3 separate regions of the Homo sapiens genome follow, and all the other regions are linked to region 1. Evidence: chromatin loops called from intact Hi-C (ENCODE). Cell type or tissue: IMR-90. All regions are shown on one strand.

Evidence for each region. A loop is a pair of places that touch in the nucleus more often than their neighbours do. Peaks named below come from ENCODE experiments on the same cell type or tissue, not always from the same donor. Only the 100,000 strongest peaks of a DNase experiment are listed, where the experiment ranks them.
Region 2: it touches region 1 in a loop (3-fold over the local background); 9 of 110 quality-filtered maps call a loop at or near these places.
Region 3: it touches region 1 in a loop (8-fold over the local background); 6 of 110 quality-filtered maps call a loop at or near these places.

Annotation. Positions count from the first base shown.
Region 1 is chr4:71,709,604-71,717,603 of GRCh38, reverse strand. No RefSeq gene overlaps it. Among named protein-coding and RNA genes, the nearest start is that of GC, 70 kb to the left of the region's middle. In IMR-90, CTCF peaks have their summits at 3,813 (motif pointing right) and 7,442; a DNase peak (open chromatin) is centred at 3,833.
Region 2 is chr4:71,549,393-71,557,392 of GRCh38, reverse strand. SLC4A4 (solute carrier family 4 member 4) reads right to left here. Exons shown (of 26, transcript NM_001098484.3): 21 at 2,185-2,253. Among named protein-coding and RNA genes, the nearest start is that of GC, 230 kb to the left of the region's middle. In IMR-90, CTCF peaks have their summits at 3,587 and 6,360; DNase peaks (open chromatin) are centred at 3,582 and 6,422; H3K27ac peaks cover 148 bases.
Region 3 is chr4:71,127,530-71,135,529 of GRCh38, reverse strand. It overlaps a transcript of SLC4A4 not described here. Among named protein-coding and RNA genes, the nearest start is that of SLC4A4, 56 kb to the left of the region's middle. In IMR-90, a CTCF peak has its summit at 4,201; DNase peaks (open chromatin) are centred at 2,849, 4,169 and 4,469; H3K4me3 peaks cover 671 bases; H3K27ac peaks cover 1,802 bases.

The DNA of each region.
Region 1 (8,000 bases):
TACAACAGTTAACTCAAGATAGATTAAAGACTTAAATGTAACCCAAAACTACAAAAACCCTAGAAGAAAATCTAGGGAATACCATTCAAGACATAGGCATGGGCAAAGACTTCATGACTGAAACACCAAAAGCAATTGCAACAAAAGCCAAAATTGACAAATGGGATCTAATTAAACTAAAGAGCTTCTGTACAGCAAAATAAGTTGTCATCAGAGTGAACAGGCAACATACAGAACGGGAGAAAAATTTTGCAATCTACCCACCTGACAAAGGGCTAGTATCCAGAATCTACAGGGACGTTAAACAAATTTACAAGAAAAAAACAAATGACCCCATCAAAAAGTGGGCAAAGGATATGAACAGACACTTCTCAAAAGAAGATATTTATTTGGCCAACAAACATATGAAAAAAAAAAAACACAATGAGATACTACCTCACAGCAGTCAGAATGGCAATCATTAAAAAGTCAAGAAACAATAGATGCTGGAGAGGATGTGGAGAAATAGGAACAACTTTACACACTGTTGGTGGGAATGTAAATTAGTTTGACCATTGGGAAGACAGTGTGGCAATTCCTCAAGCATCCAGAACCAGAAATACCATTTGACCCAATAATCCCATTACTGGGTATATACCCAAGGGAATATAAATTATTCTACTATAAGGACATATTCACACGTATGTTTATTGAAGCACTATTTGTGATAGCAAAGACATGGAACTACCCAAATGCCCATCAATTATAGACTGGGTAAAGAAAATGTGGTACATATACACCATGGAATACTATTCAGCCATAAAAAATAATGAGTTCATGTCTTTGCAGAGACATGGATGAAGTTGGAAGCCATCATCCTCAGCACACTAACACAGGAATGGAAAACCAAACACTGAATGTTCTCACTCATAAAAGGGAGTTGAACAGTGAGAACACATGTACACAGGGAGGGGAACAACACACACCGGGGCCTGTCGGAGGGTTGGGGGCAAGGGGTGGGAGGGCATTAGGACAAATACCTAATGCACGTGAGGCTTAAAACCTAGATGACCGGTTGATAGGTGCAGCAAATCATCATGGCACATGTATACCCATGCAACAAACCTGCACATTCTGCACATGTATCCTGGGACTTAAAATAAATTTTTTTAAAAAGAAAATGTGGTACATATACACACAGGGTACTCATGTGGTATTCAGCCATAAAAAAGGATGATATCTTGTCATTTGCAACAACATGGATAGAACTGGAGATCCTTTTGTTAAATGAAGTAAGCCAGACACAAAAAGACAAACACTGCATGTTTTCACTTATTTGTGGGGTCTAAAAAATCAAAACACTCGAACTTACGGATATAGAAAATAGAAGAATGGTTTACCAGAGGCTGGGAATGGTAGTGAGGGGTTGGCGGGGGGCTGGGAATGGTTAATGGGTACAAAAAGTAGAAAGAGTGAATAAGACCTGCTATTTGATAGCACAGCAGGGAGACTATAATAGTCAATAATAGTCAATACTAACTTAATTGTACATTTCAAAATAACTAAGTGTGTAATTAGATTGTTTGTAACACAAAGGAGAAATGCTTGAAGGGATGGATACTCCATTCTTCATGATGTGATGATTTCACATTGCATGACTGTAACAAAACATTTCATATATACCATAAACATATACAACTACTATGTATGCAAAAATTTTTTTAAAATTAAAAGAAAAAAAACTAACTGCAACCCATTCTTAGTTATTCTAATAGCTTAAAATTGTTTACTATGTGCCAAACATTGTTCTAAACACTTTAACTGCAGTATGTCATATTCACACACACCAAAAAAAACTGTAAGATAGCTATAATAATTACACCAGTTTTATATTAGGAAACTAACACATACAGAGATTAAGTGATTGGCTACAAGTTAAATGATGGTGGTGGATCTCAACTAGATCCTGCCCTATCTCTGCCTATTAGGCATAGTGGTTAAAGAAAAGCAGCTTATCTAAATGATGGCCAAAGTTGTAATGGAGGAAATTGTTCTTGCTTCGGTCAGAAAGACATTTTTCTACCTATGTATCCAAACAAGCAGCCAGATTCCTTTTGTGTATTTTTGTTTGGGTTTAAAAGTTTTAATGCTTGCCTGCCTTCCTTCCTTCCTTCCTTCCTTCCTTCTTTCTATCTTTCTTTCTTTCTCTCATTGTCATTTTAAAATTACTGAATGTATATTGAAATTTTTCACTGTGTTTACAATCCTGCAAAATTGAAGATGATGACAAATGAGTACAGTGAAGATGGCAAGATGCTTGATGGTGGCTTCCACCTATGAGAGTGTCTTGGAGGAGCATACCTAGAGCATGTAAAAAAGGGGTGAAAAACCAAGAAATTCTCTAAAATCTCCATATGGGACATTTTAGAAATCATCCAAGAAAAAAAAGGACTGCTTTTTCCTGAGAGGAGCCCATGTTTGTCTCTGCCCTAGTTCCCCTGCTGTCTTTCAAAAGAACACAGTCAAACAGTTCTTACTTCCCAAGATAGATTGTTTTAAGAAAGAATCTAACAAATGTGACAAAGAAGGACCCACCATTTTAAGTAATGGTCCATTTCATGTATAGATACAACAAACCAGTTCTTAAGAATATTTAAAAGTGTATTATGGTAGATCTTATGTGCTATTTCATATGCAAAATAAATTTATCAAAAATAGAAATAAAAATGTTTTTGAAATCAGCTTCTTTAAAATTTGTTATAAAACTCCTTTACCACTATGACAATAATGGCATGAAGCATACTTTATACAATATATACTCGATTATTTACAGTCTATTCATCTGTTTTATTAACTATTTTTTAAAAAAATACTGAACAGCATTCTACTGCCATCCAGCCTACTTCCAGTATATCACAAGTTATTACGTGCCCAAGAAATGGAAATTTATTCTAGTATTAGCCTAAGATAAATAGACTAAGAATTACTTTTATCTTATAGGCCTTTTTGGAGGTTATGAGGCATCTTTCAGTGAATAAGAATGAGCAATATTAGCAGACGTATTTCCTAATGTTGACTCAATAAGGGGATAGCTATACTCTTTTCTGGTTTCCTCAACACCCCTGGCAGCCTCAGGTCTTGGAGTGCTCCTAAAGTTGCTAGGTTCTTGTTTTCATCCCTGTTAGTATCTAAGGATACAGCATCAAGAAACATCCTATATCTTTTATGCTTAGATGCTAACAGGAATGTAAACAAGAACCTAGCAACTTTAGGAGCACTCTGAGTGTAGGTATATAAGTATAGGTATAATTATAAGTACAGGTATATAAACATAAATGTATATAAATATGGATATACAGATATATGTCCCTATTACATACAAACATTTTCCTTTCCACTAATATAACCAAGACTTGACTGCCAAAATAGAAAGTTGAATGATATATGTGTGCTGAAAGCCTCAAAATACTTCAGGCAAATACTTTGATTTTGGATTCCATTAACTGAAAGAACCTTTTCTTTCCTATTTATAGAGTACCAGAGGAAAAGAACACTGAACCAAAACCAAAGAGACTGGAGTTTTACTCCCAGTTTTGCCTCCATTATATTTATTGTGTGACCTTGGAGAAGCCTGTCAATTCTTCACACTCAAACGCTCCCATCTGCAAAATGTTGGCAATAGACTAGAGAATCTTCAAAATCCCTATTCACCCCATATTCTTTGTATTCTCCTTCTTTGTGTGTGTGTATGTTTATGCTGCTCAATATGCAATATCTGAAACTGCTTTTGAAAATGTAAATTACTCAATTGACCCACTAGGTGGTAGCAAATTTCTGGTTACTGTATAATGGCAGGCTTCCAACCACTTCCATAACCTTCTAAATTCTGCCATCAAGAAGTTAGTGAAAAGGACTTCTTTGCCTTGTTTGTCAAAAATCATGAGTTTTATTCTCAGCTCTGTCATTTACTACTTGCATGATCTTGGGAAAATGAGTATTGCAGGGTTTTTGATTTCCCACCATAAAATCAAAGGGAGTCTTGCAGATCTAAAACTTTTTGCATATTGTTACCATAATAAAAAACAAGACATTTAAACAGTAATGTCCTCCTTTTTACTTTGAGCCATTCAAAAAGAAAAATTCCATTTTCTGTCTATGAGACATCAAGTAATTAATATTTTTTAGTTTCCTTATCTAAAAATTGGGGGAAATAATAGTGTCCATCCCTTAAAGGGTATTGTAATGATTGAATAAGATCACACAATAAATGTTCACACAATAAGATCACAGTTAATAAATGTTAGCAACTATTTTGGGCAGTGGGTATTTTTTTAAATTATTATGATTTGGTCCCTTGCCATTTGGATGCCCTCAGATCATTCACCACTCCTCTCTCCTAATAATTGTATACATAAGCCAGTGGCTATGGACTGGTTCAGAGACTGCACAGAACAGCCATGGGCCCAGAAACACTTCATGGAATCCTCTCCAGTCTAAGATGCTGTAAAAATTTCCAGATCCTTGATCTGTAAGTCCAGAAGGAACCTAGGTCTTTTGATTTAATCCATCTTTGCTAAAATTTCTCAACAGGGCCATCTAAGAGCCCTCTGAGCTGTATTTGCAGCCTGTGTTCACTTAGATGCCCCTCAAAGAGTGGAGAGTCAGCCTGAAGGCCTCCAGGTAAACACAGTGGGCTTCCAATCTTAGCAAAAATCTACACAGACCAGTAACTCTTAAAGATACCGAACCTAGATTGCAGAAGCCAAAGTATTTGGTTCCTCCTTTAATTGGCTCTGTTTAATTACAACAGCTATCAATTATATTGCTTCAATTAAAAATATTACTACATATTATCTGAACACAGTAGCCATGTTCTCTTAAGTATTGTTTTAAATCCCTGAAGACCTGAAATGCCAAGGAGGCCAGAGGCAAGAGGCACCAAATCATTGAGGTAAATAAAATTCCAAAGCTCCACCCTGCTCCTCTGCCCTCATTAGCTATCACCACTTTTGAAAATATTTGATATGATAACTTAGCAGAATTAAGGTAAAAAAGCAGAGCAAAAACTAACTATAGTTATTACCAGGAACCATTCCCTTACTTGCCCCACGCCTTTCTTCCAAACACCACAACATATTTCTCCATTTTCTTTTTCTTAAATAATTTATTGTTTAGCATTTCTTCAGAAGCAGTATAGGTGCTTTCTGATACTTTATTCTGTGCAACAGGGTGAGCCCAATCAAAATATTAGTGCTGATAGGGAGCTGTGAGTCAGAGAATATGGCCCAAGCCAGGGCAAATGCAGCAGGGGATGCAGCCCAGACACTCAAGACAGAGCAGATCATAAGAAACCAGAACCAGGAATGAGTGGGGTCTAGAAATACCCCCAAACCCTTTATCCTTAGATGCTAACAGAGATGAAAACAAGAACCTAGACACTTCAGGAGCACTCCGAGACCGCAGGCTGTCAGAAAAGAGTGTGGCTACCCCGTTAATGAGTCAGTGTTAGGAAATCTGTCTGCTTACACCCCTGGTTCTTGTTCACTGAAAGATGCCTCAGGACTTCAAAAAAGGCTAATAAAATTAAAGTAGTACTTGAATACACATCCCACATTTAGAAATAGGAATAAATACAAAATTGGAGAAAGGGGAAAGGGAAATAAAAAAAGCTGACCTCCAATTATATATTCTTTAGCTCAGGGAGTATTCTGCAGACACAAACCAACTATCACTAGCTACACTGTGAGCTCACTGAGGGCAGAAACGAAACCAGGGCTACCCTTTCTATCACCAGTGACCAGTCTGGTACCTGCCACACACATTCTCTCAAAGAATGTTTGCCTTTGTTACTGCTGTTGTGGAAGATGCAACTGAGTATATACCAAGGTGAAAGCTTGGATATTGTCCTGCTTCTAAATGACCAAAGTGCATGGTTCTGACCTTTAACCCTCTCCTAACCTTCAAGCTGAACATGCATGTGAGCATATGAAAGTTTAACCACTCCAAATAGGAAGTAAGACCAGGGTGCAGGCTTTAAAGGGATGTAAACTCCCTGTGTGCCTGTTACAGTTGGTGGCTCCTAACACCCTGAACACCCTTCCAGCTAATGATGAGTTTATAGAATTGCTTTGTAAACATGGTCTAATAGGCTGGAAGCCAGAAGATCTACACCCTAAGCCTAGTGTTGTCACCTGCTAGCTGTATAATCTGAAGCAAGTCACTTAACTATATTTGCTTTTCTTTTTTTATAAGTTAGGTCAATTGCCTCTAATGTTCATTTCAGGGACAATATTCTGATTCTAAGCTGGTCATAAAGAAGAGAAAATTGGATTTAACCAGGCCAACTAGTGTTCCTGATCTTTATAAATTCCCACACAGTCTTTGCCTCGCCCTAATCCACATACTTTGCAGTGTGTGAACAACTAAACTGCTTACAGGAGGATTAACTGGTAACATAAATGCAAGGAGTATTCCACCAAATTACATGTAATCATCTTTTTATGTACTTTAGGGCAGGAGTAAACTCTTGCCATTTCAACACATGCTAAATTGGTTAGCTAACAGCCTAAGAAAAAAATTTAAAATAACTTTAAGTGAAACTATAAAATATAAGAATTATATGCTTCATTCAATAAACCTTATATGCAATGGCCTTTAAGTTTACTACAGATGTCACATGAAATAATGATAAAATTAGCAAATGTTGACAGATTAAACCATCAGTAGACAACTGATTGGAAAAATGGGCCAATGGAGGTAGAATTCTGTTTGCAGATACTCAGTTTGCAGCCCTGTGCCACTGAAGGTTATGGCAAATTGTGTCACTGAGTTGATAATAGCTCAACTCTTTAATATGAGATTTTCAAGCACGCTAGAAAGGGGCAGGGGCAGGGGATGATGAGTTTGGGAGCTAAGGCAGCCCTGGGAGAGGCTACTAAGAAGTTAACTTTAATCTCCAAAAAATCAATCCCCTTGGCATCACCTTTCCACCAGGATATTCAGTGTTGTCCATGAAACTTATCACAAAAGTCCTTCAGTTCAAAGCACATCACTTTGCAATCTAATAAAAAATTTTCTATTCAATTCCTGTGTGGAGTAAGATGAGGAAAGCGCATTCTACCTTGTCTCTCCCACTGAATGTAACCAAAGACCTATACAGAATGCACGAAGTAGACATTTGAAGACTCTGAAAAGTAAACAGCAGCAGGCAGATGACTGATGAAGACCAAATTTAAAGTACCCTAAACACTCGTGTGTGTACCATGTTTTCCACTGATGTCCTCTGGCCTAAACTCTAACCAGCCTAAAAACCAGAAGTAGGCATCACTGAAAACAGAAAGAGCTCTAGGGGAAGCCCCATAGTTTAGACTTGAGAAGTGGGCAAGGGGTCACTTGGCAGGGGATGCTGCAAGTATCTAAAATTCTGAGGAATTAGAAACTGTCTCTCCACGTGGGGGAGCTCAGATCCCAAAACCTAAGAGGGTGGGGTGAGCCCCATTGTTTTCTTCCTTCTCTATCATTCTACTACTTAGCCACAGCACTGGTACAATCATCAGAAGTGCCAGGCAGAACAGATTAAATAAAAGTCCAGCTTTCTGGAAGCAAGACTGAAAAGGGGAGCTTCAGGGAACTGGAAAGTAATGGAGATATCATGGAGAGAACCCGAGAAAAGCAACCCAGTAAAGTTGGTTCTGAACTCCTAGGCTGATCTCCAAACTATACAGGCATGGATCTGCCCTAATCAGCATACCAAAGACTCTGAAAACTAAACTAAAAGTTAAATCATCGCCCAGGTCTTAGACTGGCCACCGAATAGTTATACACATAGGTCTGGTCCAAATAACACTGCAAAGACTTTGAAAATAGAAACAAAAGAAGAGATATCATAACAGACCATGGAGGTATTAAAAGAAAAATTAGGAAATACTACGAAGTACTCTATGCACATACATTTTAAAATACAGATGAAATAGACCAATTGCTTGAAATCCACAACTACTTAAACTCATTCAAGATGAAAT
Region 2 (8,000 bases), 160 kb after region 1:
ATCTTTTGCCTATTTTAGTACTAATATGCTGAAGGAAGATGTCTAGCTCATGTATCTTACTCTGCCTCAGTTGTCTTATCTGAACAAAGAGGAGATGACACTATGCATCATATATTAATACATTTCCAGAATGTTTTAAGGATATAAAGGAAGTATCCAACTTAAAAATGGGAATACATTATGTTTTCATAAATTCCATATTACTTATCTGAGTGGCATACTTTGACTAATACACTCAGCAATCTATCACCATTTCTTTTCAGAGAAAAGCCATATGAATACTACAGTGAGTTTCAGGGTCAACATCTGAATCTAAGGGATGCTATCGTATGGTGATGTATAAACAGCTATTGAAATAACTACTGAGCATCTGTGTGTCAGGTGCTGTGCTTCAAAGAATAACTGCCGAATTGACCTTGCCAGTGACGAATGGGAAGATATTCAAGAACCTATCACAGGATCTTTCAATGAAAGATGCTCAGTAAATAGCTATTGAATTGAATAATCATGCAATATGAACTCTGAAATAATATCTCTATTTTCTTTCTGGAGGGAAAGAAGTGCAAAAGTAAATTAGACCATCACAATCTTCTCTAGTGATTTCCTACTTAAAGGGTTTTCTTTTTCCCTCTAGAACTATTTTTGACTGGTGAGGACCTTCTCATTTATAAAGTTTGGGTTACAAAATTTCTTTACAAATTACAAAATTTTCTAAATGAAATCTTACCAAAAAGGTCTAAACAAGGGAGAATCGAGAAAGAAAGAAAGAGAAAAGCCATTAGGGGCAATAGCATTGCAGAATTTAAGAAATCTACTAGCTGGACCCTGGTTGTTTTTCCCCATCATTATTATGTGGTTGATTTTTTCTTCTTTTTAATTAAATAAACATGCACTGAGTTTCAACCAATAAAGCCCCTAAAACACATAGAATTAAACTTCTGATCTAGACCAGGTAATTAAGAGCAAATAAAAATAAGAACTATTTGTCTGTGGGCCATTTCTGTTTCACATTTTTCCATTTTGGGAAATAAAGAATATTTACAATGGCAGGTAAAAATAAAATATTTTTACAGATTTATGCTTCCCAAAAGTTTCATGAGCACAAATAAACTCACATTCATCTAGTCCACTCTATGAAGAACCACCTTGTATTTTGTAACAAATATCCAAAAGATGACGAACTCTACTCAGCAGACCTAAACAGAGAAAAGTAAAGTAGCCTTTTCTCTTTTTGGTAGTCTGGCCACTTGCCCAGTTCTATCTGACTTTAAAACCAAATTAATCTGAATTCAATAAGCAAAAGCAAGGACTATTTTGAAGGGGTTCAAATAAATTCTTATGATGTTCACAGGACATGCAGTCTTTTCCCATTAAAATATTACTAAGTGCTAAATAAGGCTACAGTTAACAAGGTGCCAGAAAACAGCATAAGTACTTCCAGTTTCCTGGTGCCAATTTAATTAAAACCCAATTGAAAGACAAAGTCCCTTACAAAGTTCTCCCTAATGATTTGGTTTTTTTAAAGAGACAGGGTCTCACTATGTTGTTGAGGCTGGACTAAAACTCAGGTTCAAGTGAACCTTTCACCTCAGCCTCCCAAGTAGCTGAGATTAAAAGTGTGCACCACCATGCCCAGTTGATAATGATTTTATTAAAAGTGTGTCAGTTTTCCCAAAGTTATGAATAGCTGAAGTTTTCAACAAAAGCAATACATCAACCACATTGACTTTATTCTTTTATTGGTAAAAAAACTTTTGATTATTGATCATAGCCATGTGAAAAGCAAATCAATAGCCTGTTTTTAGTATAGAGTTAAGGCAAATGGATAAACACTATCTTTAAGAACACACAGAAAGAGTTAGGTATCCTTCCTGAGACAGTAAAAAGGAGATAAAGATGGGTAAGGGGAAGGAAAAGAAAGATTATAGCCTCTTGCTTTCTTGGTTAAATGACTTTTAACAGCCTATTTAAACAATGGGTATGTATGGCAACTTTTCTTAATACTGGCTAACTTGTTGATTAAACCAGAAATGAAAAGCAGGTGAATGGTGAAGTAGAAAATAAATGCATTTTAAAAACTCAGCAGTTAATAATGATTAGCACTTTTCTTCAAAGATCTGTTACTGGACTATTCTTACTACTAGAAAAACACTACTGTACTTACATTGCTATTCAAAAACTTACCTGCACACCATTAAGGGATGCTACTCCCATATACAGGAACACACCATAGAGTACAGGCATGGGTATAAACTAGAAGGAAAAAAATGGATACAACTTAAAAATGATAACAAGAAAAAAGAGGAATGAAGAGGAATCATTTAAATAAAGGCTAAATCTAAAACTAAAATATAGGATATAATAACTTAGTGACCTCTAACTAGTATGCTTTACTAGTCAATTGATGAACTTCTAAACTCTTTGTAATAGAAATAAATGAAGAAGGGTATAATGGACTTTCAATTTTCATTGGATGCTTGTTTTTTTAGTGAGCATGCATGACCTTACTAATAACTTTTTTTTAATTAATGGAGGAAAAGTTATGTTTCCCTTCACCCTGAAAAGGAATAACTATGTAAACAAGATGCTTCTATGGACTGTGAGGTAGACAGAAACAGAGGTATTAATAGATGGTTGCCTCACTCTTGAGATCAAGTTCCTTTCAATATAGTCTGTTCATTTTTGTCCTTAATAATTTTTGCCAAATAGTCTATCAGCTTGGTATATAGATGCCTCTTTCAATAAAATAAACATCAAAAGACTATCCCCTCGCTTCTTGCAAATATTATGAGAACTAACTAAAGAGAACTGCTTGAAAGGACCTTGGAGCACTTGGAAGCAATTAATTACACACATGGATTAATACACATCTTTTAAAACTGAATTAATACCTTTTCATGCATTAGCAAAAAATATTTTATATTAATACAAAGTGTTTTAACAAGGAGAAGTGATGTCTGTAAACTGTATCTATTCCTAGACCTTTGAAATGTCCCTAGTACTGAGGAAACTAAGCAAATCAAGGATGATTCTGTTTCTGGGAAGTCTTCTGTTTGAAAAACAAAAGGTTCTCAACCTTAGAATTTGAAAAGAAGTTCAAGTAATTTCAGGATTTTTCAAAGCTAAAATACTAAAACCGCAAGTCAATTAAGGCCAATCTTACCAAATCCACATAAAGGAGGCTATTGTAACCAGAAAACATAGTATGGCTTTAGAGTAATTTTAAAAATACTGCACGTACTAAGTGAAGCACAATTTCTATCAGCCTCTCCTTGTGATTGCCTAAAGTAGTTCCATATCTGAGACTCTTTGGCCACTATTAGAGAATGAGTAAATTCTAAAATGTGTAACAAATATTTCCAATTTTTATTGGCTAGCCATAGGGATGCTTAAATTTATATGAAATAAATATCCTTATTTATATATACAAAACATCAAATGCTTCTTCAAAAAAAGACTAACAATTTTAATGTAGCTAATTTTGCTCTTGATGTCAGAAAAAACTAAAAGTGACATAGAATGTTGACGGGGGTAGGAGGGATGATGTTCCTGCTGGGGAAGCTGTAATACCTAACAGTCACCACAAAGAGGTGAACACATCACACTCAAGCCTCTTTATTTCTGACACATGCCTTCATTTATTTTGCAATGTGCATGTTTCTATTCCTTGTGATTCTTGTGTATAAATGTACCATAAAGTAAAAAAACTAAGAGAAGGATCATTGCATAGCTTTGATTCATTTTTTAAACATCTCCCATATTTCTTTCTTGTCATTTCATTTTCAATTTGGTGGGTGGTGGGGGTGGGGCAGCTGGAAGGAAAGAAAAGTAAGAAGGGAAAAGAGAAGTATAGTTCAACCATGGAAAACTAGTTAGAATTCCTGCAGTAGTTCCTTTTTAATCTGGGTAAAGCATTTTTCTTGCTTGAAAGAAAGCCACCACAAAGGGACCATCCCTGGCCTCATCCTCATCCCTCAGCTAGGCTTAGCTAAATGTTTTTTCTAATGTGGTTCTAATGTCAAAGTGAAGGACACTTTTGCCTTGGTGCTTAGTTCCATTCTCTGTGAATTTATTATTACAGATATCACCAAATCTACCACAAAATAAAATCAGAAGGTATCAGTAACATAGAATGGCATGGGTTGTGGGTAGAAAAATAGCTTTAGATATGAAGATGTTTTTTAAACAGTTATTCTTTGTTGAAAAGGAAATAATACATATAAAGAAGGCTATTAAGTTGACTTTGGGCCAACTTCAATGTGATAAAAATATGTCTTTTGAAATTTGCCATTTTCCTTATGATAATGCAACATCTCAATAAAAATCTTCCAATATGGAAAACTTGATGAAACTTGACAGAATTATTGGGTTAGAGGATACTTTTTATTGGATTTAGTTCATGGGTCACAGGAGGTCAATCCTTAAAAATTCATCACAAAATAATCATTTCTTGCAATAGAAATTTCTCAAAGGAGGAAAGAGAAGATGCATTTTAAGAAGATGGAACTCCATCTTAAGTTAAACCAGTATAATTTACATAGTAATAGTAGGTAGATATTTTTACAAAGCAAGACAGGAGTAATTAAAACATAAACAGCACAAAGTATACCATACAGGCATATCAAGAATTGCCAAATGATAAAATTATGTAAAGGAAATTTTATGGATAACCAATCATACCCAGAAAGCACAAAAGTATAATTATAAATAAGATTACCATACATGAAATCAAGTATTGACCCTACAAGCAGATGGAATAATTGAGATAAAATCAAAATAGGAGTTAACATACTCAGACCATGTCACCAAATTTTTCAAATTCTGGTGAATGCAGTTCTACTCTTTTTCACTTATACCTCCCTTTGATGTGCTGATAGTATTTGAATATTCCCAGAAGAGTAAACGAGAAAAGGGTAAATTTAAAAATAAGGGTAGAGTGTAGTTGTCCAACCAGAATTCAGTACAGCAGTGAGACCTTCTAGCAGAATAATCGTCACTGTATGTGTGTGTGTGTATGTGTGTGTGTATGTGTGTGTGTGTGTACATGTGAATGTACAATCCAGAACGAGATCCTGATTAAGAGCATGGGCACAAAAGTCAGACAGGCCTAGTTTCAAATTCTGGCCCTACTACTTATGTAACATTGAGAAATTACTAACTTTTCTTATCCTCAGTATTCTCATTTAAAAGAGGGTATGATAAAGAGTATATCACATAAAATATCTAGTCCAGGGCCTCATTCTGAATAGATAATAAATGATAAATGAGGTATTAATGTCATAATTATCATGAAGACCTGACTGGCAAGTCAAGAAGCCTGCTGCAATTGCCCAGCAGAACTCTCCTTGGTCCTCAGTGGTCAGGGTGGAAAATGGCAGGAGTACAGACCAGAAGAATGGCTGCAAAGGTCAGATTCAAAGCCCTGGTCTTATTTAAGTTCTACTATATTGCCCTTTCAGCAGTAACAACTATATTCAGAAACATGTTATTCAAATAATATCCTAATTCCCTTAAATCTTGAAAATCTAAGCTGATAAGGAAGTACTGACTTGCAATCTGGTTCCTAGTCATTGAAGAAACTGGAATGAGGTATGATGAGGAGTTTGTGAAAATGCTGTATTTATCTGCACATGAAAGGACTGGAAGTTGGATCAAAGAAGCTGGAGAAGATCATCTCATGGAAAATGAAAGTGAATGAGTTCTTTGAGAGCAAGTACTATGTTTTGTTTTAAATGGTTGTAAACCCTGAGGGTTATGAGATTGGCTTTCATGTCAGAACTGCCTGAATTCACATTTTGACTCTATTATTTACGAACTTTGTAACCTGGTAAGTCATTAATAAATTTTCTTATGTGTAAAAGAGAGACAATTTTTTGTAGGTGTCATTCATTGAAGGACTAAATTTTAAAAATCTGTGTTGAGCCCTTAATCAAATGCCGAGCTCAATAAATGGTAGCTACTACTATCATCATCATCATCACCATTACCATCATCTCTACCATTTTGCTTTCCCTGGCACTGAACAAAGTGACATATTGTGGCATATTGTAGAAGCTCAACAAATATTTTCCAAATACAAATTAAATGCTATCCTGATTTTAGAACACTAAACAAATCTTAAAGATAAATTTGACTACTCCTAATTAACTTGAATTAAACTATTTCAAGCAAAGGCAACAAAAGTAGCAGTGAACTTCACTTGATTTTTATTTCTTCAGACTTGCCAGAAAAATGGTAAAAGTAAGCTCAAGGAAGTGCCTTTCATCTTTTTGATGCTCTTTAGCCTCCTCTAGTTTCCCCATACAGAATACTCACTTACCAGGCAGTATTTCTGCTGCAGAAACACAGAACTAAGCTGTTTAACCAGCCAGGGGCGCCAGTTATTCTTGCTTCCCAACAGTTCAGTACCGAATCAGTGGTTAGATTCAGTGCTTTGAGGCATGTATGACTGTTGCTGGCTAGGGTCAAGGGGTATCCTCGTGAACTTAAAACTGTAATTCCTTACATTCTTCCACATAAAAGACGGACCTCAGCAAAGAGATCAGAATAAAAATGAAAAACTTCATTTTCAAAGTAAGCTTGCATAAACAGGCAGGAGAAACAACTTCCTACACTGCTTAATGCATGAAAGAAAATTACTAGGATCATCTGAGACCATTAAACTTGTGAGGGATATATGGAGTTTGCAGAAATGGTGTTGAGCCATTTCATTTTAAAAAGTAAAAGTAACACATTTCTCTTTTCCCATTCATTTGATCTGCCCTTTCAAAGACAGACTCTTAAGTAAAATGATTCTCTTAAGTTGTCCTCTGGTTCTCTAAAAAAACACATAGTCACAAAGGGGAGGAAAAAAGGTTTCCTACTCCAACATAACCCCTGACACCACTTTCTTTGTGAATTCTAAGGTTAATTGTTAATCTTGACTCTTACTTAGTCATAACTTAGGTTTTAGTTAAACTGTACCCTCAATATCTGCTTCTTCCTGTATTGACTTTTCAAATGAGCTAACAAGGGATTTGTGATAAACGCACTTAACTTACCAAACCTCAATGGTACATAATCTGAAAGTAGCTGACTTTATCAGGAGTTGTGATTCCCGAAGTAAGGAATAGCCTAACTTACTGAAGTAAAGAATCACAACTGCGAATCCTTGACTGTTTTATTCTTGTTGTTTTTAAATATAGGTTGTGTACAGTATGCTATAAACTATATTGCCAAAACAATTCCATTTCCCACATTTTGGGGAAAACCTTAACAAAAACGTTTGCTGGACTGCATTTTTCATTTATTCTTACAATGACTACTTGGGGTAACTCAAAATTGCCAGGTGGAAATAGCCACAATCATGAACACTAGCAGCTGAATGAGGATGAGCCCAGGTATGGATCAATTAAGGAAGGTCAAAGGGAAAGAAAGCTCATGCTCACTGATCTCTTACAGCTCTCTGCCTTCTTTCTCTCATTCTAATCTGTTTCTGTAAATACTAAGGCACTTTGCCTATCAGGGGTGAAAAGAATCATTGTAAAGAACAAAAGAACTTTCAGCTTTAACTCCTCTGCAGCCATATTTGGGTGCAGGGTGAGAAAATAGTTAGGAAGAGGCGTTGTTGAAAATGTAAGTCTTGCATCTCTCCTAAAAATAGTAATTATACAGTATCTATTCTCTGTGTCCCCTTGGAATCATCCATGATTACTCAACTGTCAGATTCTCTAGGAATAAAGCCAATTTGCTGTAACATATACACACAAAAGGAACTTTTAAACACATCTGACTTTTTTGAATTAGGATTTTATACTGTATTAATGAAAAGAAATAATATAAAAATAAAAGAAAAATGGGGGAGGCGATGAGTAAATTAGAACTGATGAAAAGATTCTGCCCATTTATCCCTCACTAGTGACTGAGCACAAAGAGAGCTCATAAAAGAAACTCTGCACCTACTTGAAGTGAGCCCACCTTCAAGGAACCCACAGGGAAAATTCATTTCCAGGAGAGCTTCT
Region 3 (8,000 bases), 580 kb after region 1:
GAGGTCAGGAGTTCGAGAGAAGCCTGGCCAACATGGTAAAATCCCATCTCTACTAAAAATCCAAAAATTAGCCAGGCATGGTGGTGCAGGCCTGTAGTCCTGGCTACTCAGGAGGCTGAGGCAGGAGAACCTCTTGAACCCGGGAGGCTGAGGTTGCAGTGAGCCAAGGTGGTGCCACTGAATTCCAGCCTGGGCAACAGAGTGAGACTCTGTCTCAAAAAAAAAAAAAAAAAGAGTAGATTGTGTTCTTACCACAAAAATTAGTATGTGAGGTAATACATATGTTAATTAGCTCAATTTAGCCATTCCACTATATACAGTTCAAAACATCATATTGTACATGATGTATATACACAATTTTTATTTGTCAACTCAAAATAAATTAATAGATAAAAGAAGATTGAATTTAAAATATTTACATACATACATACACACCATGGAACTTATGCTAAAGAACAGCTTTATTCCTCTGCAGTTACTTAAAGGCTTATCGGAGCCCAGCGATGGACTCATGGCAACTGTAACCCCTAGCAAGCACTAACTATGGTTTATGCCAAATGCCATCCCCCTCAGGAGGAAGCTTCATCATCCTTGCTGGTTTAGAGCTGAAGGTCAGCTCTTAACTGCACAGAGGAGGCAAAGCTTGCTGGCACTCCCAACATCCTACCTAAAATTCAGCACTGAGCTCTCCAGACACTACCCTTTCCCTATTGAAGAAGTAGGACTGGGGTCCACAGTAACAGACTCAGCCTGTGGACTAGTACAGCCTTGTGGACTTTGCAAAAGACCAGATAATTAGAAATGAGCAATTGCCAAAGCTCAGCGCTACTGAGGCCCTCAGCCATGCTAAAGACAGCAACAGAGGAGGGAATCCCTGGCCTCTGGGGCTTCTATTCGGAGCAATACACTCTAGTATTCAGTGATATTGAAAGGCTAGAAAAGCAAGTGGCAAGAGAAGTACACAGAGCAAGTAGGAGGGTCTGGTTTTAATGGAGCAAAGTTTAGAACAAGATTTGAGTCCCAGAATGAGGATACAGAAACAATGTACATTTCCTCCTCCTTCACCAAAGAGCTTTCTCCCTTTACAGGAAAACTGGTGTAGACAACAAGCCTTATAAGCACTATCACCAAGGCCAAGGCCACAGTATAGGCTAATCTGGACATGGATGGATGGCATGATAAGCAAGACCAGTAGGAGAGTTTCTGATACAAAAACTGAACAGGCCAGCAGTGACATGGGAGAATATACCCCTGGCCCAGGAATCTGGGAGTATAGCTTCAAGCAGCCTGACTAAGCTTTAAATATTCTTGAAGCCTTGTGTTTTATCTTGAAAATTCAATAGAACCTCATATTTTATTTCATAATATAACCACGTTAATTCATATAAAAATATAATGATTGAAATGAGAATTTTGAAAATCTTTATTTTCAGGTAAAATCAACTTTGGGGTAAGATGATTCATGTATATGTCTCACAGTTCCCCACCTCCTTGGCACACCATCCCGTATACCTCAATGCATTCAGGACTCTGTTTGCAAGCCAGGAGCATAGTAAAGGCCTAGGACAGCCTCCAGAAAACTTCATGGGGAAATCAATGGTTGTGCCAGCAAGACAGAGCAAGGTATTTGATAGCTACCAAGAGGACAAAGCCTGAAAAGAAGAGTTTCAGTCCTTGAAAGTTCTAGAAAGAGTAGGGCAGGTCCCTAAGACTTTGAGCAACGGGGGTGCCAAGTTCGGTATCAGGGCAGCGACAGCCATAAGAATCAGGAAACCAAACTGGGAGATGATTACATCAATAGCCCCCAATGAGTCACACTTCCTAGGACTCACATCTATGGAGTCCCTCTCCTTGAAAGTGAGCCACCCTTGTGACCTGGCAGAAGTGATGCTGTGCTAGTTCCAAGACTAGCCTAAAAAAGGCCTGGGACTTCTGCGTTTGCACTCTGGAGGAAGGCAGCCATAATGTAAGGAATACGACTACCCTGGACCACTTTGCTGTAAGGAAGCCCACGCTGGCCACACAGAGAAGAACCTGGGAATCCTGCCAACCAAGGCACCCTTGGCTGACTCCCGCAGCTGAGTTCCAATTTGCCAACTATGTGAGCCAGCCATCTTGGAAGTTAATACCACATAGGACAGAATCACACTGTCCTTGCTGAGTCATAGCCAAATTAGATAATCATAAGCAAACAAATGATTGTTGTTTAAACCAGAGTTTCATGGTGAACAGATAACTAAAACATACGGTAAAGCTTAGCCTCACAGAGCTATTCAGGAAATAGGATCCAAGTGAGACCTTAAGAAGATGTCTTAATGGTTCCCATGTTAACAACCTAAGGCTCCTACAATTCTTCTAGAGGGGTTCAGGGATACGAAACTAAGAAGGACTCAGTGCTATCACTCATTTCCAAATTACAATAAAAATTTTCCAAATTTGCACAAATTTCTACAAATCTCACCCTGGTTAAAAAAAAAATGGTAATTCATCAAATGCACTTACATTAATTGGCATTCAGTGCAAGTCTGTAGGCTTGTCAACTCCTATCGTGTTAGGGGCTTGCTAGTTCCCACCATGTCCTCCACATGTTCACTGCATTGGAGTGGCCTTTAGCTGTCTCTGTCTGGCCTATGCAGTGCCCAACACAGTGATACACACATGCATGTACTTAATATCCCAAAGAGGACAATGATAACAGAGACTTTGATTACTGGATTGCTTAGGGTCAGTTAACACTAGCTGTGGCCAATAGTGGAAAAGGAAGTATTACTTAGAAAATTCCAACTAGGCACACAGCTGGTAAAGCTGTTGGGCAAAACATGATGATTTTTTTCTTCATCTTACTATGCAATACCAGTAAGCAGGCAGTTGCAACAGAAGTAATAGTCATCAAGATCTTATTATAATATGCAAGGCTTTGGAGGAAATCTACAAGATCTCTCTGTCTGTCCCTCTGTATCCAGGCACAATTTAACTCATTCCCTACCCTTGCTATAAAAAACACTTAGGAAAAAGCATTAAGTATTGTCCAGGAGGTAGTATCCATCCAGCTAAACCTGCTGTAACTGCTAAAACCAACAGCAGCCTCAGCTGCAGGATGCCACTTCTATTTCCATGGAAATAGACAGGCTTTGGGCAAATTCGAAGAACATGCTTCAAGATAATTTTGCAGCTTTCTTTGAGCTGAGACATGCCGTTAGCTGATATACATTTTAGAGCCCCCGTCAACATGTGTCTGGAGAAGGGGTGGATTAATAATAGCTTACATTTCTATAGTGCTTTTCATCCAAAAAAAAATACCAAACAAGAAAAACAAGCTGAATCTTTTCTTCTTGTTTAAAGGAAAAAACACTAGTGATTTTTAAAGCAATCCTAAACACTGGAACTAATTATAAAGAAATTCACTTTTTTAAAGTGTCAGGACAAAATTATTATTTTTTAAAACTTAAATAGTATGCACATTGCTCCTAAAAGCTCACAAAGATATGCCGTCATCACCATTTTGGAAGGCTATCATTTCTTTCCAACAAAGACAACAGTTGCAGTGCCAGTAGATTCAGAGACATTATGGGTGAACAGAAAAAAATAATAATAATAATTAACAATGGTACAGGAAGCTCCATCTGGAGTGTCTGATAACACAGTGGGAGATGGATACAGATGGGAAAATGTGGGTGGCACAGGGTAGAGCTTGTCCCGATCTCATGGGCTCGGGACTCCAGACACACTCAGATTAGTATAGGCTTTGGTTTTCTGCTCCCTGCTATTCAAATGGAACTAGCCAGGCCAGAGCCAGCATGTTTTACCACTGTCCAGAAAATCTGGGATGGCTCTTGATCACAATCTGGCATCATGACAAGGTCAATAATGCATTTACCAATGTTTAATAATCCTAGATTAATACAGCTTTTCATTCTCTAAAGTGCAGATTCTTTATCTTTAACCCAAGTAATTTGCATATACTTCCACATAGTAATTCCAGGCACAATGCTGCTTATTCTGAGCTTTTTACCCTGATTGGCAGCTAATTAGAACCTTGAAATGTTGGCAGGTGTCGTGATGAAAAGGCATCATAAACCCAGCTACAGCACAGACAATGGGTCTTTAATCATCTGTTTAAGTCACGCAGTTCCCAGTGATCTCGAGCTTTTAGGATGAGTAGTTTCTTGATCCTGGAGGACTGCTGAGCAAGGAGGACCTCTGCTGTTATAAAAGAACCAACATCTTTAGAGGGACGGCGAAAGTGCACTTCAGAAACAGACAAAACAGAAAGGAGCAAACAGAAGGATGCTTAAAAAGGAAACAGTTGCTTTTTCTGTCAATTTTTCTTTCTACAGAGATGCCAAACTAGTATGAGATGGACAGACAGATCCCCACTCTCCCATCCGCCGTTGTTAGTGAACATGATCTCATGATGAATAAGGCAGAAAAGTCAGTGGTTGAGAAGACAAAATTATCTCGTCATTCTTTCCCTTTAGTGTCATAGTTTGAGATTCTAGCATGTATCACTCACTTGATATTCATCATGGGGATTACATTCTCAGCACGGGATAGATGTGTACAGGGGAGAACTTTCCTCCCACTGTGTCACTGGAAAGAAAAGGCTGTCACCATGACTGCCTTCACACAACCTCCTCTCACAGAGAGCTCTCTCAACTACAAAGATATCTCCCCTCAGCTTGAGTTTTCCTAAAAAGGTATTGATTCCACAAATCTTCACAGAGGATCTACTATTTGCATAGACTTATGTTAGGTGCAGTGAGGGATACAAAAGTATATGAGCGAGGTTTGCCTTTGAGAAGCTGCAAAAATAAGATACATACGCATTACAACAAATAATACAATAAAAGAGATGCTTCAAAGTATGATATCACTTAATGCTAAGAGCATATTGAAAATAGTAAGTGACACTCATTTAACAAAATAAGTATGATATCACTAAGTGCTAAGAGCATATTGAAAATAGTAAGTGACATTCATTTAACAAAATGAGGCCAGGCACTGTGGCTCATGCTTGTAATCTAAGCACTTTGGGAGGCCGAGGTGGGAGAATTGCTTGAAGCCAGGAGTTGAAGACCAGCCTGGGCAAAAAAGTGAGACCCCCTTCTCTACAAAATTTAAAAAACAAAATTAATTAGCCAGCATGGAGGCACATGCCTGTAGTTCCAGCTATTCAGGAGGCTGAGGTGGTAGAATTGCTTAACTTCAGGAGTTTGAGAGTGCAGTGAACTATGATTGTGCTACTGCACCCCCACCCAAGCAATAGCGCAAGATCTCATCTCTTAAAAAAAAAAATAATTAACATTACAAGAGAACTCTGGCAATTGAAGAGGTCAGAGGAGTCTTTGAAGCACAGGTCCCTGAAGACGGATAAGAGGATTCATTTTTAACTTTTATTTTAGGTTTAAGGGTACATGTGCAGGTTTGTCATATAGGTAAATGGCATGTCACAAGGGTTTGGTGTACAGATTACTTCATCACCCAGGTAATAAGCATGGTACCCCATAGGTAGTTTTTTAATCCTCACCCTCCTTCCTCCCTCTATCCTCAAGTAGGCTCTAGTGTCTGTTTTTCTCTTCTTTGTGTCCACGTGTACGCAATGTTTAGCTCCTACTTATAAGTGAGAACAGGCAATATTTGGTTTTCTGTTCCTGTGTTAGTTTACTTAGGATAATGACCTCCAGCTCCATCTGTGTTGCTACAGAGGACATGATCTCATTCTTTTTTTTTTTTTTTTTTTTTTTTGGTGCATGGTATTCCATGATGTATATGTACCACATTTTCTTTATTCAGTCTATCACTGATGGGCATTTGGGTTGATTCCATATCTTTGCTATTGTGAGTAGTGCTGCAATGAACATACATGTGATGTGTGTCTTTATGGTAGAACAATTTATATTCCTTTGGGCATACACTCAATAATGGGATTACTGGGTCGAATGGTAATGCCATTTTGAGTTCTTTAAGAAATTGCCAAACTGCTTTCCACAATGGCTGAACTCATTTACATTCCCACCAGCAGTGTATAAGTATTCCCTTTTCTCTGCAACCTTGCCAGCATGTTATTTTTTGACTTTTTAATGACAGCCATTCTGACTGGTGTATGATGGTATCTCACTGTGGTTTTAATTTGCATTTCTCTAATAATTAATGATGTTGAGCATTTTTTTTCATATACTTGTTGGTCACATGCATATCTCCTTTTGATAAGTGTCTGTTTGTGACTTTTGCCCACTTTTTAATGAGGTCTCTTGTTTTTTGCTTGTCAGCTTGTTTAAGTTCCTAACAGATTCTGGATGTTAGACCTTTGTAGGATGCATGGTTTGCAAATATTTTCTCCCATTCTGCAGGTTGTCTGTTTATTTTGTTTATTGTTCCTGTTGCTGTGCAAAAGCTCTTTAGTTTAATTAGATCCCATTTGTCAATTTTTGTTTTTGTTGCACTTGCTTTTGGCATCTTCTTCATGAAATCTTTGCCAGATCCTATGTCCAGAATGGTATTTCCTAGGTTATCTTCCACGGTTTTTATAGTTTTAGGCCTTACATTTAAGTCTTTAATTCAAAGGCGGAGAATATTTGAGTAACCCAGAAAAAAAGGAGACACTCGAAGTTGAAAGTTAGGGTAGGATTTACTTAGATACTAAGACACTAGGGTAGAAATATAAAGACTTGTTTTAGGGATTGAGAGTAATTCAGGCCAGCTTAAGAATGGAGAACTTTGGGTCAAATTTTGAATGTCTTTGGCTGAGTGTGGTGGCTCATGCCTGTAATCCCAGAACTTTGGGAGGTCAAGTCAGTCAAATTGCTTGAGTCTAGGAGCTTGAGACCAGCCTGGCCAACATAGCAAAACCCCATCTCTACTAAAAATACAAAAATTAGCTTGGCACGGTGGTTCACACCCATAATCTCAGCTACTTGGGAGGCTGAGGTGGGAGGATCATTTGAACCTGGGAGGCAGAGGTTGCAGTGAGCCGAGATCATGCCACTCCACTCCAGCCTGGGCAACAGAGTGAGACCCATCTTAGGAAAAAATTGACTGTCTTTGATACCCCAATTTTTTTTCTTTTTTTGAGACAGGGTCTTTGATATGGTTTGGCTCTGTGTCCCCACTCAAATCTCATCTTGTAGCTCCCATAATTCCCACATGTGGGGACCCAGTGGGAGATGACTGAATCATGGGGGCGGGTCTTTCCTGTGCTGTTCTCATGATTGTGAATGGGTCTCACGAGATCTGACGAGATATGATGGTTTTAAAAGCAGGAGTTTCTCCACACAAACACTCTCTATGCCTGCTGCCGTGCACGTAAGATGTGATGTGCTCTTCCTTGCCTTCCACCATGATTGTGAGGCCTCCCCAGCCAGGTGGAACTGTGAGTGGATTAAACCTCTTTCTTTTGTTAATTGCCCAGTTTCAGGTATGTCTTTATCAGTGGCGTGAAAACAGATTAATACAGTCTTGCTCTGTCACCCAGGCTGGAGTGTAGTGGCACGATGACAGCTTACTGCAACCTCTGCCTCCCACGCTCAAGCGATCTTCCCACATCAGCCTCAAGTAGCTGAGACTACAGTCCTGCACCACTGGGTTTCATCACGTTGCCCAGGCTGGTCTCAAACTTCTGGACTCAAATGATCCTCCCGCCTTGGCTCTCAAAGTGCTGGAATTACAGGTGTGAGCCACCGTGCCCAGCCGATACTCAAATACTTTGAATTGTACATCTTATCAGTAAAGACTTTTGAGCATACACCCTAATCGGTGTTATGTATGTATGTACATATGTATGTTCATAGGTACATATATTGTGTACATATATGTATAACAAACTGATATACTATATACTTTATATAACATATCTTAAAAAGTGAAATAAAAATTATTTTAAATATCTTTATTTATGGTACAAAGTCCTTTTGGTCATCTCTGAAAAAAATAAATATTTTTAATGAGAGCAATATGATTTAATATACTTTTTGTTAATCTTTATATAACACTTGGTGACAATG